Regions from separate parts of the Mus musculus genome. Here region 1 is linked to region 2. Evidence: chromatin contacts called from ENCODE Hi-C or POLR2A ChIA-PET data. All regions are on one chromosome and are shown on one strand. Each heading gives the region's core, a stretch centred on a gene start or an enhancer-like site at or near the end of the contact. The rest is flanking DNA. Distances are from core to core; before and after follow the strand shown. Region 1 overlaps Vav2 (vav 2 oncogene). Region 2 overlaps Notch1 (notch 1).

The links. Hi-C counts contacts between places; a loop is a spot of excess contacts on that map. ChIA-PET counts read pairs that join two places held with the same protein, here RNA polymerase II (POLR2A).
Region 1: a loop to region 2 is called in a map of regulatory T cell, with 6 times the contacts of the local background. The contact joins two enhancer-like sites. A Hi-C loop is called at or near these places in 1 of 37 maps with a recorded cell type or tissue (regulatory T cell). POLR2A ChIA-PET finds 5 or more read pairs at or near these places in 1 of 5 experiments (Patski).

Annotation. Positions count from the first base shown.
Region 1 is chr2:27,411,033-27,417,644 of GRCm38, forward strand. The region is part of intron 1 of Vav2 (vav 2 oncogene); the gene reads right to left. Among named protein-coding and RNA genes, the nearest start is that of Vav2, 13 kb to the right of the region's middle. RefSeq lists an enhancer at 809-1,108. Within about 2 kb of position 3,732, at least 2 of the 3 ENCODE cell types and tissues checked have a DNase peak (open chromatin) inside an H3K27ac peak, as active enhancers do.
Region 2 is chr2:26,488,602-26,494,930 of GRCm38, forward strand. The region is part of intron 2 of Notch1 (notch 1); the gene reads right to left. Among named protein-coding and RNA genes, the nearest start is that of Notch1, 12 kb to the right of the region's middle. Within about 2 kb of position 2,155, at least 1 of the 3 ENCODE cell types and tissues checked has a DNase peak (open chromatin) inside an H3K27ac peak, as active enhancers do.

The DNA.
Region 1 (6,612 bases), core at 2,482-4,981, 920 kb after region 2:
GAAACCACCCACATGACCACCCACTCACTGCCATGAATCCTTCAAGGCAGTGGCTTGAAATTCCTGTCATCTCCCCTAAACACAGGGTGGTCTGCAGCCCGGACTCAGCAACCCCAGCTCCTAGAGTGCTGGGCCTCCTCCCAACTATTCACTTGCGAGGTCATGCCAGCGTTTCCTTATTCTGCCCCAGAACCCTCGACGGCAAGATGAGCTCTCACCCACCTCAAACTGGCATCAAGGGTCCACCTGTGCCCAACAGAGATGTGCACCACTCCCCCCATTGTACCACACAGCAAGGTACTTGTGAAAATCACTGTCTGTCTGTCTGTCTGTCTGTCTCTCTCTCTCTCTCTCTCACACACACACACACACACACACACACACACAACCATTATATAGTGAGGCAGTTCCCAAAGCTGGAGATGGGAAATAACCAAGCGCATAAAGCCAGGGACTGTGGTCCACACAGGGAGACTGGGGGGATGGGAGGGGGAGCTTACCTAGTCCCATTGGAGCCCCCTTCCTATAACCTACCAGCTGAGGCCTAGGGTAGGAAGCACACAGGGCCGCCAGGTCCACAGTGGGGCCAAGTCTAAGCGCAAGGTCCTCATACCTCAGAACACCAAGCTACACTCAGCCCCTCAAGAGGAAATTCTGCCTGAGCGTAAGGGTCTCTTAGGCCCACATGAAGCTGCCCGACAGGAGCAGCTTCTTCCCAGAGTCCCAACCACAGCCCAACACCAGTTCTGACCCAGGCGCAGAGAGGAAGTGGGCCCTTGTCCTCAGGGACCCAAGGGGCCGAGTGAGTGCAATGTTCTAGCTTTCCCCACCCCCACCCCTGCACCGTGACCTCTGGGTGTCAGCTCCGCCCCCACCCCACTGCCTGTAAGCCACTCCCCAGGAACAGTAAACACAATGAATGACTTCTCTGCTCTTCTCTGTAATCTAGAGCCCTGCTCTCCCTGGGCCTTACTGGCTAACAGATGTTTCGTTTAAGCAGCTAAATTACCACAAAATACACCCAAGGAGATGACAGGCCAATTTCTCCCAGGGTTTATTTGCATGAAGCGGAGGGAGGGAGTGGTGTGTAGACATTCTATCTTCCTTTTTTTTTAAAGGGGAAAAAAAAAGTTTTATTATGCACATGAGTTGAGAGAGAAAGAGGAGAAAGAGAGGAGAGAGAGCAAGCGAGTGCCAACACATGAATTATGGATGGCAACAAAGGATACGAATCCCTCATCTTGGGAGGCAGAAAAGCCTCCCAGAGCACACCACGCACCAAGCCTTCAGGGTGTGTATGAAGCCAGGTTTTGGCCCTACATTCCTCTGATGGTGAACTCGGGTTCTGGGGCTCAGCCTCAAGTCCCAAAGCCTTGCAAACCTAACTGTACTCCAATGAGCCTCTGCGAGGCAGAGAAGAAAACAACCTGTGCTGGCTCCACCTCAGGACCATTCAGTGACTAATTAGACCCATCTTGGCAATCCCCAGAACTGCCCGGGGATTGCAGGCAGCCCGGCAGGCATCTCCCTGGTCCAAAGACACTACAGAGGCTAGCCCCTGGGCTGTGCTCTCTCTCTCCATCATGAAGCACTACTCTGGCTGGCTGGTCTACCCAGCTGCCATAGTAAGGAAGAAACCCAGGGGCCAACCTACAATCCAAGAACCAGAAGGCTAAGCTGTAGGCAGACTGAGGGCCAGAGCCTCTCTGCCAGGGTAAGCTAGCTGTGACTGGGGGCTGGTGCCGGCCCAGGGTGACCACTTCTCCTGCATCCTGGGATGAACACAGCTCATTCATGGGAACCAGGAGCCATACAGAACTAAGTACCAGGAGGGAGAGAAAGGGAAAGGATGAACCATGGAGATGGATTAAGAAACGGCTGATGTATTCTTACACAGTTTTACAAATGATTAAAGAAAGTGTTGTTTTAGAATGTAATGGGTTGTAAAGGGCCTGTTCATTCTAGCTCACGGAGAACTTACGGCCAAATGACACTTATTCTTTATTCTTTGGTAGATAGTGACATAAACTGCTGACTTCCTCCGTTGTTTGGGTAAGTTAGACATTTCTGATTTAAGTCCCAGAAGCTGATGTGTAAAATAGGAGCCTATCGCGTGGGTAGGGGTCTCCTTCTTTTTTTCTAGCTCTTAAAAAGTGGCAACTTCCTCAAAAAGGAAGAATTATATGAAACTATTGTATAAAGATATCCAGATTCTGATGAGCTTTAAAAATTGTAAAATATATTATATATCTTCATATGTAAGCCAAAAATGTTACAACATAAACTCTATAGCAGTCTTTTTGTTGTGGGTTCTCTTAGCAGACTTTTTGCCCATGGCTTCGCTGTAGCCTCATGAGCCTTAAAGGTGGTGAATTTTTCCATTTGCCTCTATATCAGGCTTTGTCAAAATCAAATAATCAGAATGTTATCATTTGGTCCACATAATGCTCATGGTGTTTGGAACTAGTAAAACTTACCAATCAGTAGTAATAGAGTATAAAACAAAATAAAAACCTTCAGATCTTAAGAAAGAAAGGAAGGAAGGAAGGAAGGAAGGAAGGAAGGAAGGAAGAAAGAGAGAGAGAGAAAGAAGCAAAGAAAAGGAGAAAGAGAGGAAGGGAGGGAAGAGAGAGAGAAAAAGAAAAGAGAGAGAGAGAGCCACTGTCATGGTCCACCCCCCACCTTCCCCACCCCCACCATTCTCAGAACCCATTCACTGAGAGGCCCATTCATGTCTGTGTGCCGCCTGGGTACCTAACTTTCAACAAAGGCAGTGGCTGGCCTCTCCCAACAGAAAGACCAGCTTCTCATTCACTAGCATCAATAGGGTAGACAGTTTATCGAGCAAAATGAGGTTCATGGGGCCCTGAGCAGACACACCACCAAAACAACCAGGGGCCATGAATGACTCTTCCCAGCCTTGAGACCCAGATCACACTGGCCGGCAGGACGCACAGTCCTCAGTGACTCAGTCCCACCCAGCCAGCGCCCACACACCCTCACTCCTAGGAAGCCCACTGCACAGAGCAGCCAAGCCTTAGTGCACATGTGAGTGAGATGTGTGTGTGTGTGTACACATAGGCAAGGCTGTGCATACACACAGCCAGGGTTTACCACTCCCCACCCTCTCCTTACAAGTCATTCTTAGCACCTGCTAAACAAACAGTCCTGAAGCCTGCCAGCCCTGCCACCCGACTCTGCACCGCATCTCAAACGCTCATGTTCCCAAAAATGCCAGGACAGGTCTGGGCTCCAGGGTGGGATACAAGAATATTACATCATCAACTAATCTTGGAAAAAACCGAGATCCACCCAAAGAGCCACGTCATTATTAAAAGCAGCCACTGCTAGAGTCTGCCCCAGACGGCTGCAGCTAGAGAGGCGCTGCCTCACTCCTACAGGAACGTGCCCCACCTCTAAGAGCAGCTGAAGAGGGGACTTGTCAACCAGAGCACGAAGCACAGAGCTGAAGAGTCACTGGCAGGGCAGGGCGGCTCGCCACAAGAGTAATTACACACACCATACAGCAGCTGAGGGGAAAGGCAAGCAAGTTCACCCGACATCCTCATCTTCCTCCTATCTGCCTAGGAAGCACGTGGGAACAACAACAAAAAAAAAGATCCCTTTACACAAGCCTGAAGCACAGGGTCACAGAGCTGCAGCCACCGGGATACCCTCCTCCATCACATATGCGGAGTCTGGCCCTGGCTCCTCAGGCTGGGAAGTGGGCACCTATCTCTGTCCCTGACAGCTCGGGGAGGAGCATCGGGTAGCAGGTGCCAAGCTGAAGACAGATAGAAGAGACCAGTGTTAAGGGGACGCTGCCTTCTGGAGACTGAGGGCGGAAATCTTAAGGAATCTCAGGCAGCTCCACCACCTCACCACCTCAGCAGAGGTGCAGACCCAGTGGGAGAAGGAAAGCCTGAGAAAAGCAAGAAGGGCCAGGCACTGTGGCATATGCAAGTAATCCCAGTACTTGGGAAGTAGAGGCAGGAGGATCAGGAGTTCAAGGTCACCCTCAGCAATATAGCGAGCTAACGAGCAGGCTGGGCTATGAGACGGTCTCAAATAAACAGAGAGCAAAACTAATTAAAGAGTGTGAAAGGTGAGAGTGGGTGAACCACCCTGCCATGGAGGCAACGAATAAACTGAGCTTGGAGAGGAACAGCAACTTACCAGTCTCCACGGCTGCCCTGCCCAAACTGTCTTCCTGTGTGTGTGCTCTGGGGTGAAAACAAGCAATGGCAAGTCACTTCAGGGTGGAGACAGGCACCCTGGGCCATCGTGGAGAGCCATGTATCCACCACCTATAGGTGCAAAGAGGCCAGATCCAAGCAACTGTGCCCCTCCTGTCCCTGCTGCTAAATAAACAAAGTAAGGACCAGGAAGGGGCACTGATAGGGAGAAGGGAGTGGAGGGGAGTGAGGGACGTGGGAAAAGAAGGAAGGTGGGTCTCAGAACAGGGTTGAATGAACATAAGGGACCAGAACCTTCCACCCACCACAACAGGGTGGGGCTGGGGGACACATGTCATGTGGTAGACAACACATGTCCAGCTGCCCTTACACCAGAAGACGTGACGCAATGGTCTTGGGCTGATCACCATCTTACACAGTTAAGAGATAGGGGCCTGTGCTCTTACATGACCACAAACCTCTGCATCTCACTGAGGCCAGAAAACAAGGCAGCGACGTGAGCCTCAGACCTCTGGGGTGCAGGTGCCTGCAGGAATAAGGCTCTGGGATTAGAAAGGGGGGCCCCTAAGTCAAAAATTCTTGAAGCAGTAGCGTTCCAGCGGTGGCCCAACACCATGCATCTCTTCTCCTTAGCCAACAAAGGAAGCCCTATGTCACACTCAGCACAGGCCCACGCCACCTGCATGTGCCTGGCTGTGCGCTCCAGTGTGTATGACAACAGTGACAATCAGAAAAGCCTCACTGCTTTTAAAAGGGAGATGACCTATGAAGGGAGGGCAGGAGAGGCACAGAGATAGAAACGACATCTGTGATGCCCAGGGAGTACAGGGTTCTGGTCCTGGAAGACCACGCCCAACTCCTACCTCAGAACCCTCCAGATGCAGCCACCGAAGGGCTTGATGTAATTAATACATGACCCCAAATGCAGCAACACTTTGAAAGGTCATCTAATGAAAGAAGATAAACAAGCAACCGGACCCACCCTGCACAGACGGCAAAGGGCTGAGGGGACTCGGACGGAGCAAGCTCTGTGATCCTGGAAACGCCAAGGCTAAAGAAATATCAGAAGAAAAGGGGACCAAACAACTGTGCCCGCCCCAAACCAAAAGCACAGAAAAGCAGCTAGGAGGGGCATTTATGGCTTCAGGTTTGAGTTGGCTCCAGGGCTGGCGCAGGCCCCATAAAAATTCTTTTAATCCTTCCTTATACAAACTCTATAAAGCATAGCAAACACACACAGACCACAGGTCACCGTTTGTAGCTGAGTCTGTCCTTGTGAAACTGTCACTGGCTGGCTTCAGGAAATCTCAGTCAGATCTGGCCCCAGGTCAAGCAAGCCTGGGCACAGACCTGTCACCTCTTCGACACTGTGGGGATTGCTATTCTTGTTTATCTTTTGGAGCCAAAAGCCAAAGATGGCGACAACCACAGGATACTACTATGCAGTCAGGAGGCCCCTGGGTGCCCAGGGGAAATCACAGGCTGAGGGTGAGCTCAGCCTTGCTGGTGCAGGGGGGTGACTAATGCCAAACAAGAGGTTCTGAGCTGACTCTGTTCTGTTGGGCCTGTTAGCAGCTGGATGATGGCAAGAATCTCAGCTCCAACTCTGCAAGGGGTGTAGGGTTACCCTATCCACAAAGCCCTTCTCAAAGTTCCGGTATTGTCCTTGTGAGCTTTGACTTCTTTCCTCTGCTACCTCAATCAGTCCTTAACCAAATTCTATCTTGTGGCTCTTTAAAAGTCCCCTGAGAAAGCTGGGCAAAGGTGGCACACGCCTTTAATCCAAGCATTGGGGAGGCAGAGGCAGGCGGATTTCTGAGTTCGAGGCCAGCCTGGTCTACAAAGTGAGTTCCAGGACAGCCAGGGCTACACAGAGAAACCCTGTCTCGAAAAAGGAAAAAGTTCCCTGAGAAAGTAAGGCCCAAGACCAACAGCCAAGAAGACATAAGATCTGCAAGAGATGGTTAAGTAGGATTCAGACTTAGGCTAAGAGGGACCAGGGCTCTGATGGTATGTCAATCACACCCTGCCCAAGCGCCTGAGGCCAGAACCAGGATGAAGCCAGTGGGTCCCCAGTGGTCTGCATAGGTCACTTTTGTGTGAGTGGGTGGGGTCTAGGATCCCAGCCCTGGGGGTGGGGGCGGGGGGGCGGGGGACTGTGGACCGACCACACTCCACAAAGGATGTTAACAGGTGGGAGGAGTGCACAGGAGAAAGGAGAAAAGGCAGAAAAGGAGCCATAGCTGTTCTTGACAGACAGGCACCCAGTGAAGGCAGGAAGCACCTTACTTAAGCTGCCTGTTTGTTAGTGCAGCTACTGAAATAAATTGGAAACAAGAACACGGAAAGCAAGGGGACCACCATCACCTGGCCAAGAAACCACCCTGAAGATCCTATGGGTAAGTGCCAGTCCCGG
Region 2 (6,329 bases), core at 905-3,404:
CCTCGGGCGTCCTCCACAGTGGGAACCCGGCCACGGCAGGTGTGCCCTCCCCTTACTTCCTTCTTAGGGCTCCTTAGGCCACCTGCTTCTCCACTTTGCCTCTTCTGTACCACATACTCCATTGCCTGGGGTGTGACCTGTCCCACTGTGGCTGGCTGCAGGTAAGTATCAGGCAGGCTGGGGCCCCAGGAAGGGGTGGCTTCTGCAGACTCAGAGGAGTACAAATGGCCCCTGTGCCTGACATCCCACAACTGCTGCCTGGGCTTTGTTGGCGGCTTCAGCATTTCCACTGTGCTGACTCCCACCTCCCTGGCAGCGCCACTCCATGGAAATGTGACTCCCCAAAGCATCCAGAGGCAGATGTTGCTGTGGCCTCTCACCCGGGACTAATTCTAAAGTGCTGTTTTCCTTTCTAAACTACATGGCCATCTGCCACCTCCAGGGGACAGATGACAGCTCCTTCCACCCCAAAATGAGGAGGGGGCAGAGGGACTGTAGTGGGAGTTCTTTAGCTCCTGCCCTTGGTGGGTTTATGGCCAAGTAGGGCTGGGGAAAGGAGTAGGTTTACTAAACTTGAGATAGCTGGGGTGAGGAGGGGGTAGGGTGGGTTGTCAACACTGGAGCCCCTTCATTGGCTTCCCAGAACCCAGGGGCCAGAAGACCTTGTGAGAGAAAGCACTTTCAGAAGGGACACGTCTTGTAGGACCCTCCCAGCTCCACTGCTTTAACTGCTACATGGTGAGATGGAACTCTCAGTTTGGCACCTCAGTTTTGCAAGAAAGATCTCTCTCTCTCTCTCTCTGTGAGTGTGCCTGTCTGTCTGCCTGCCTGTCTGTCTCGAGGGGGGATGTTGAAGAGAGGCCCTTGCAGCAGGCACCAGCAGATGCAAGGTGCTGAGGGACTCTCACTCTGAGCATGGCTAGGTTTGAGTCACAAAAGTACAGTCCCTCCCTCAAGAAATGGACTCATTGCACAGGTTAAAGCCCCCATCTGAGGACTGGAGGCACCACAGGCCCCTATCTGAGCATCAAGGCTCTTGCTTATTCTTCTCTGGGACCAGGGGCCTGCACTGAGGCATCTGAGCTCCTAGGGCCCAGAGGCAGAGGGTGGCTCAGTGCATGACTGCATACCTCAGGTCCCCAGCACCACTGAGAGTGATGGTGGTGGAGGGAGCCCCTTGCCTTCTTTAGTCTGCTCTACCTGTGTCTGCAGCCACCCAAGTATAGCTGAAGCCCTTGTTCTGCAAGCTCCCACTCAACAAGTGGTGACCATTCTCTTGTACCCAAGGGATGGTTCCATGCAGATCCCTACCCCAGCCTGATTTTGTTCTTTTCAGTAAAAATACAGTAAAGCTTGCTGCCTGCCACCCAACCTTCACACAATGGGTCCAAAACCAGGGCTACCTCTCACTCAAAGCCCACCTTGTAGGATTTTCACAGGGTCAACAAACCCAGCCCCATCCAGGGCAAAGGCTTGGGGAGGGGGGCAGGAGAGAGGTTCTGGGACCTTGGCCCTGGAACCTGAGCAGAGACTAGCCCAAGCCCCCTAAATTCTGGTGCCTCGATGAAGGAAGGTGCTTACAGCAGGCTGAGTGACTCCCTGGTATCCTCCCTGGTTCAGAACAGTTGATTCAAGCCCAAGAGACAGGGGACCCCTACAGACTACAGTTCCATCCCTGCTCTTCCCCACACAACTCAAGGCAAAGAGCATCAAGTGCCTCGCTCTCCTACTAAACCTGCCTGGATCCAAACACTTGCCTGAAGGTCATTTAGAACATTGGGTGAGAATAGCCCTCTTCAACCCAGTTTCCTGCCTCACTGTGGATAGATGTGCACAAGCACGTGGGTATCTGCCAGCATCGTTCCTAGAGGGCACAGCAACACTGCTGCTTACAGCCAGCATCAGTGCCTCACCTGCGCCAGCAGGGAAGGCAGGCAGGAATAACCGAACTGTATTCTCCTCCCAGCCTTAGGGACCCTGGCTCCCACAGCGGCAGGAAGCTGAGAAGACAGCCAGCACTGTGGAAAGTAGACACCCCTGGACCAAACATCAACTGCTGGTCAGACTGGGAAAGCAGTGGTCAGAGGAGGAACATGGGTCACACTAGGGCAGGTGTAGCATGTGGACAGGTGGCTGCAGGGCTGGCCAGGATTGAAGCCAGTGTCCAGCTTTCCAGCTCAAAGAACCACTCCCAGCACACTCAGCTCTTTTGTCTTCAAATCTTTCCCCACAGTTGCATCCTTGGGTGGTTTAAAATACGCTGAAAAAGGAAGCTCAGGAAAAGCGCAGGCTTCCTGGCCTGGCTCAGGGAAGCCCTTTGTGTGGGAGACAGTTGAAGTTGGAACCTGCCCTCTAGGGAAGCCACCTTTTCCCACTATAGGGAAAACAATACTCCCCTCCAGGCTGCTGCCGGTGAAGGCCCCTCTGAGGGGGGCAAAAAGGCTCCTGGGGGTGGGGGTGGCATTAAACAATTTCCTGAAGTTGGTCTGTGGGAAGTGGTGACCCACGGGAGCAGGGGTGGGAGACTCCACCCAGTGTGCCCCTTCCACCATTGGTGAAAGCACCATCCAGCAAACTAGGGTCACCAGGAAGCAGGGGTCACTGCTAGGGTGTGAAAAACACCTGCTTAAGCTCCTGCCTCCACTAGGGACAGTTTCCTGCTTGATCATCCCAAAACACAGACAGTCCCAAGCTGCAAACAAGGCTGGGAATGTGTCTTCCCACATTCCACTCCACAATGCCTGCCAGCCACTCTGAGTGGTCCCTGGGACTCATGCGGACAAACCTCTGTGTGTGCAGCAGTACCAAGGAAGGCTAGAAATAGCCACAGTGGACAACGGCAGGCCACTCTGGAACTTAGCCCTGGCCCTGAAGCTGCTCCCACTAAGCAGAGGGAAAAGCTTTGTCCAGAGAGAGATGAAGCCAGAGGCCCCAAACTGAGATCTACAACAAAGCACCTGTCCATCGCTGCTTCCCCCAAATAAATGTGAAGATGGTGAGAGGGAGCTATCCAGAGACGACTCTGTCCCCCCTGCTCCCCCCCACCCCACCCCCCCACCCCCGCCCATCAAAGTTCAAAAGAGAAGACATGCTCCTACCTGGCTAAACTGGGCCCTTGGATGCCAGAAGCTTCACCTCACTAGACTCTTACTACAGTCCTGGAGGTGGGCTAGGCCCATTTTACAGATGGGAAGACAGAGGCTTAGCAGGCTCTGCATATACATTCCAGATTCTGTAGTGCTTAATTCCTGACACCCACAGTGGAACAGCCTTGGTTCAGAGAACAGTCACAGGCAAGACAGAGTAGCAGAGGCTCCCTGGGAATGTGAGAAGTTTCCTGTATCCCAAACTGCCTCATCTCTTTGGTTATCTGATCTCGGGGTTGGGGGGGGAGGGGACGCGGGAGGGCAAAGGCACACACAATAGGGGAGTTTGGCTGAAACAAAACTCCTAGGAAGGGGGCAGGGTTCTTAGTGAGGGACCCAGAATTGGGAAGCCCCTGCCACTGACTGCAAGGGAAACCTCAAAACTCTCAGCTTCACCAAACCCCTCAAGACCCTCCTAGCGGCTGGTCACCTGCCACCACCCCAGTGGCTATCGTTTCCAGTTGGTGGCACTGAAGATGTGCTGATGAAGCCTATGTCCAGCTACCCACTGGGGCAGAGCCACACTGGCTGCTGGGCAGACAAAGTGACACAGATCTTGGCTGCATTCTTCCAGGGCCCCCTAGGAAACCCGCTTTCAGTGAATTCTTTGAATGACTTGCTGAAGTGCAGACTGCAGCTTTGGTGGGGGACCCCAGAGGTCACCCCACTCCTCAAAACTCAGCAGCCCCCACTTCAACCAAATGTCTTCCAACAAGGAAGAAGTCCCCTGCTTGGGAGGTCCCCATACTGCAGCAGATAGGAAGGCCCCATCCCAATAATGGTCACAAATTGTCTCACAGTGTACTGGCCATCCATGAGAATCTTCTGTTCTGCCTTAGGACACAGGAAAAATGAGAAGGAGAGCCAGTTGAATGTACCCTGCTCTAGAAGGGGTCCAGGGAAGAGGAGGTACTCTGGGGAGGGAGCTGTATAGGACCCAGGGTGTCCCAGGCCAGTGGGTCTAGGACAAGCTCAAAGCTTGCAGGTCCTGGCCCCTCTGCCCCGTGGACACTGATGTCCCACGCTTGGCCTCTTTTCAAGTATCACTTCACTGGCATCCTGGTGCCCTCTCCAGTCCTTAGCTGAGACTGAGCACAATGAAAAGGACACGCCCCATCAGGTCTGAGCTGCCCAAGTCAGTCGGGCACCTTCTGCAGCCTCATGGTAACACACATGGCTCTCAAAGTGAGACCCCCCCCCCCAAAGACAAATGAAGCCCATATACCAGCAGTAAGGCCAGCCAGCACCTTTAGCTACAGTGGCCCCATGGGATCCTCCATTCACCCCAAGGATATGGGTCCTGTCGTAGGAAGAGGAAGTGTGAGACTAGTTGCAGCCCCAGCTCTGGAGGAAGGAAGTATCCTTTATCTGAGCTTTGACTAGGCACAGCCTACTGGAACAGGGGGTTAGAGGGGAAACAAGCCTGGCTCAGAGGCCAGGCATGAGTATACTGTGAGGAAGGGGGATCCTGCCTTCACTGTGGCTTCTTAGAAACCTGGGGCTACCCACCTGCCCCCACACCTGTTCCAGTCCATCTCACCAGACCAGTAGGCCAGACTCTGAGCCATGAAGTTAGGATGCAGTCACGGCCTGACCTGTCACAACACTGTTCCACAAATCAGTGCCCCACCTGGTTTCCACTATCGGGCCCTGAGACAGAGCTGAGGTCATCCTCGTCTGACCCTCAGAGGAGGAAGGAAGGAAGGAAAGCCCCACCTCGAAGGATCAACCTCTAGAAGCCATGAGCAAGCAGAGCCGAGAAGAACCAGAGGGCCAGGCACAAAGGCAGCATCTGCCCCTACGCCAGCCACCAGGCACATACACTGGAAGCCCCATTCCCCCCAACCCCCCAACCTCTCATTTCCAGTAACTGTGCTGTTTCCGCTCACTCAGAACTGAAACAGAGAGGAAATGGTGGGAGGCGGAGCTGCTGCCACTCAGACCTGAGCAATCTTTCCAGCCTTTACCACCCACATTCCTCCCCATGCAGAGCAATAGCCCTGGGAGCCTGGAGAGAGCAAGTCAGATCCCAGTGTGAGCTGCTTCCTCCCCGGGTCTCTCTGGGATCTGGTCTACAGTAGGGGATGCTGTGCACCAAGAACTCCATCTGCAAATCTACTTTTAAAGTAAGGACACTGGCACACTGGCTCCGCTGGTAAAATGACTGCTGAGCAAGCTAGAGGACCTAGAGTCAGTCCTCAGCACCCACGTGAGCCAGGAATGGCAGCACACACATTTGTCATCGTAGTGCCGGAGGTGGACATAGGAGGACCCTTGGAACTCGCTAGCCAGCCACTCTAGCTGAAGCAGTGAGTGCCAGGTTCTGTGAGCCACCCTGTTATAAAATATAAGATGGGGTGCAAAAGAAGACACCCAGTGTTGACCTTTGGCCTCCACACACACCCCAGTATACAAGTATACAGACATGAACACACCTACACAAACACACACAAAATATTGACTCAATAGGCAAAGTAGCTGCTGTGTAAGTACAAGGACCTGAGTTCAAACCTCTGGAAGGAACCCAGGTAAAACTCTGACATGTTGGCATGTAGCCCAGCCTTCCAGAAGAGAAGACAGGAGAAGGATCTCTGAAGCCCAATGGCTGGCTGGCTAGCTGAATTGGCAGCTTGAGGGTCAGTGAGAGACTCTACCACAAAAGATGAAGGTGGAGCATGTGGAGGAAAGCCACTGTCAACCTTGCTTCCTCCCCTTCCCACGCACCTTCCATGCATGTACACACACACACACACACACACACACACACACACACACACACACACACTTCTAGGCCGTGGGAAAACCTGCTTCAGGGAGCAGGCTGCCGCCCAGCTTTCTTCCTGAACTTGATTAAACACAGATGTTTCTCTAGGAAAGTCAGTGGCTTCCATGCAGCCTGCGGCTCCCCGGCCTCCCTGTGGCTGTGGCTGGGCTGTGATTCATACGGGGTGACCCACATGTGGTGTTAAGGCAACAGGGTGACCCAGAGCCAAGCTATGGCCTCGGTGCCTGGGTATCATCTTAAGAGAAGGACAGTCCTTTGTCCTCCAGCTCAGGTCTAAGAACTCTCAAGAAGTGGGTAGACATAGCCACTTTTCAAAATCCTCAACTGACGGCACAGAGCAAATTGCTCACACAAGACTGACAGTCCATGTGGCAGGACCTGCCTCCCCAGGCCTGTGC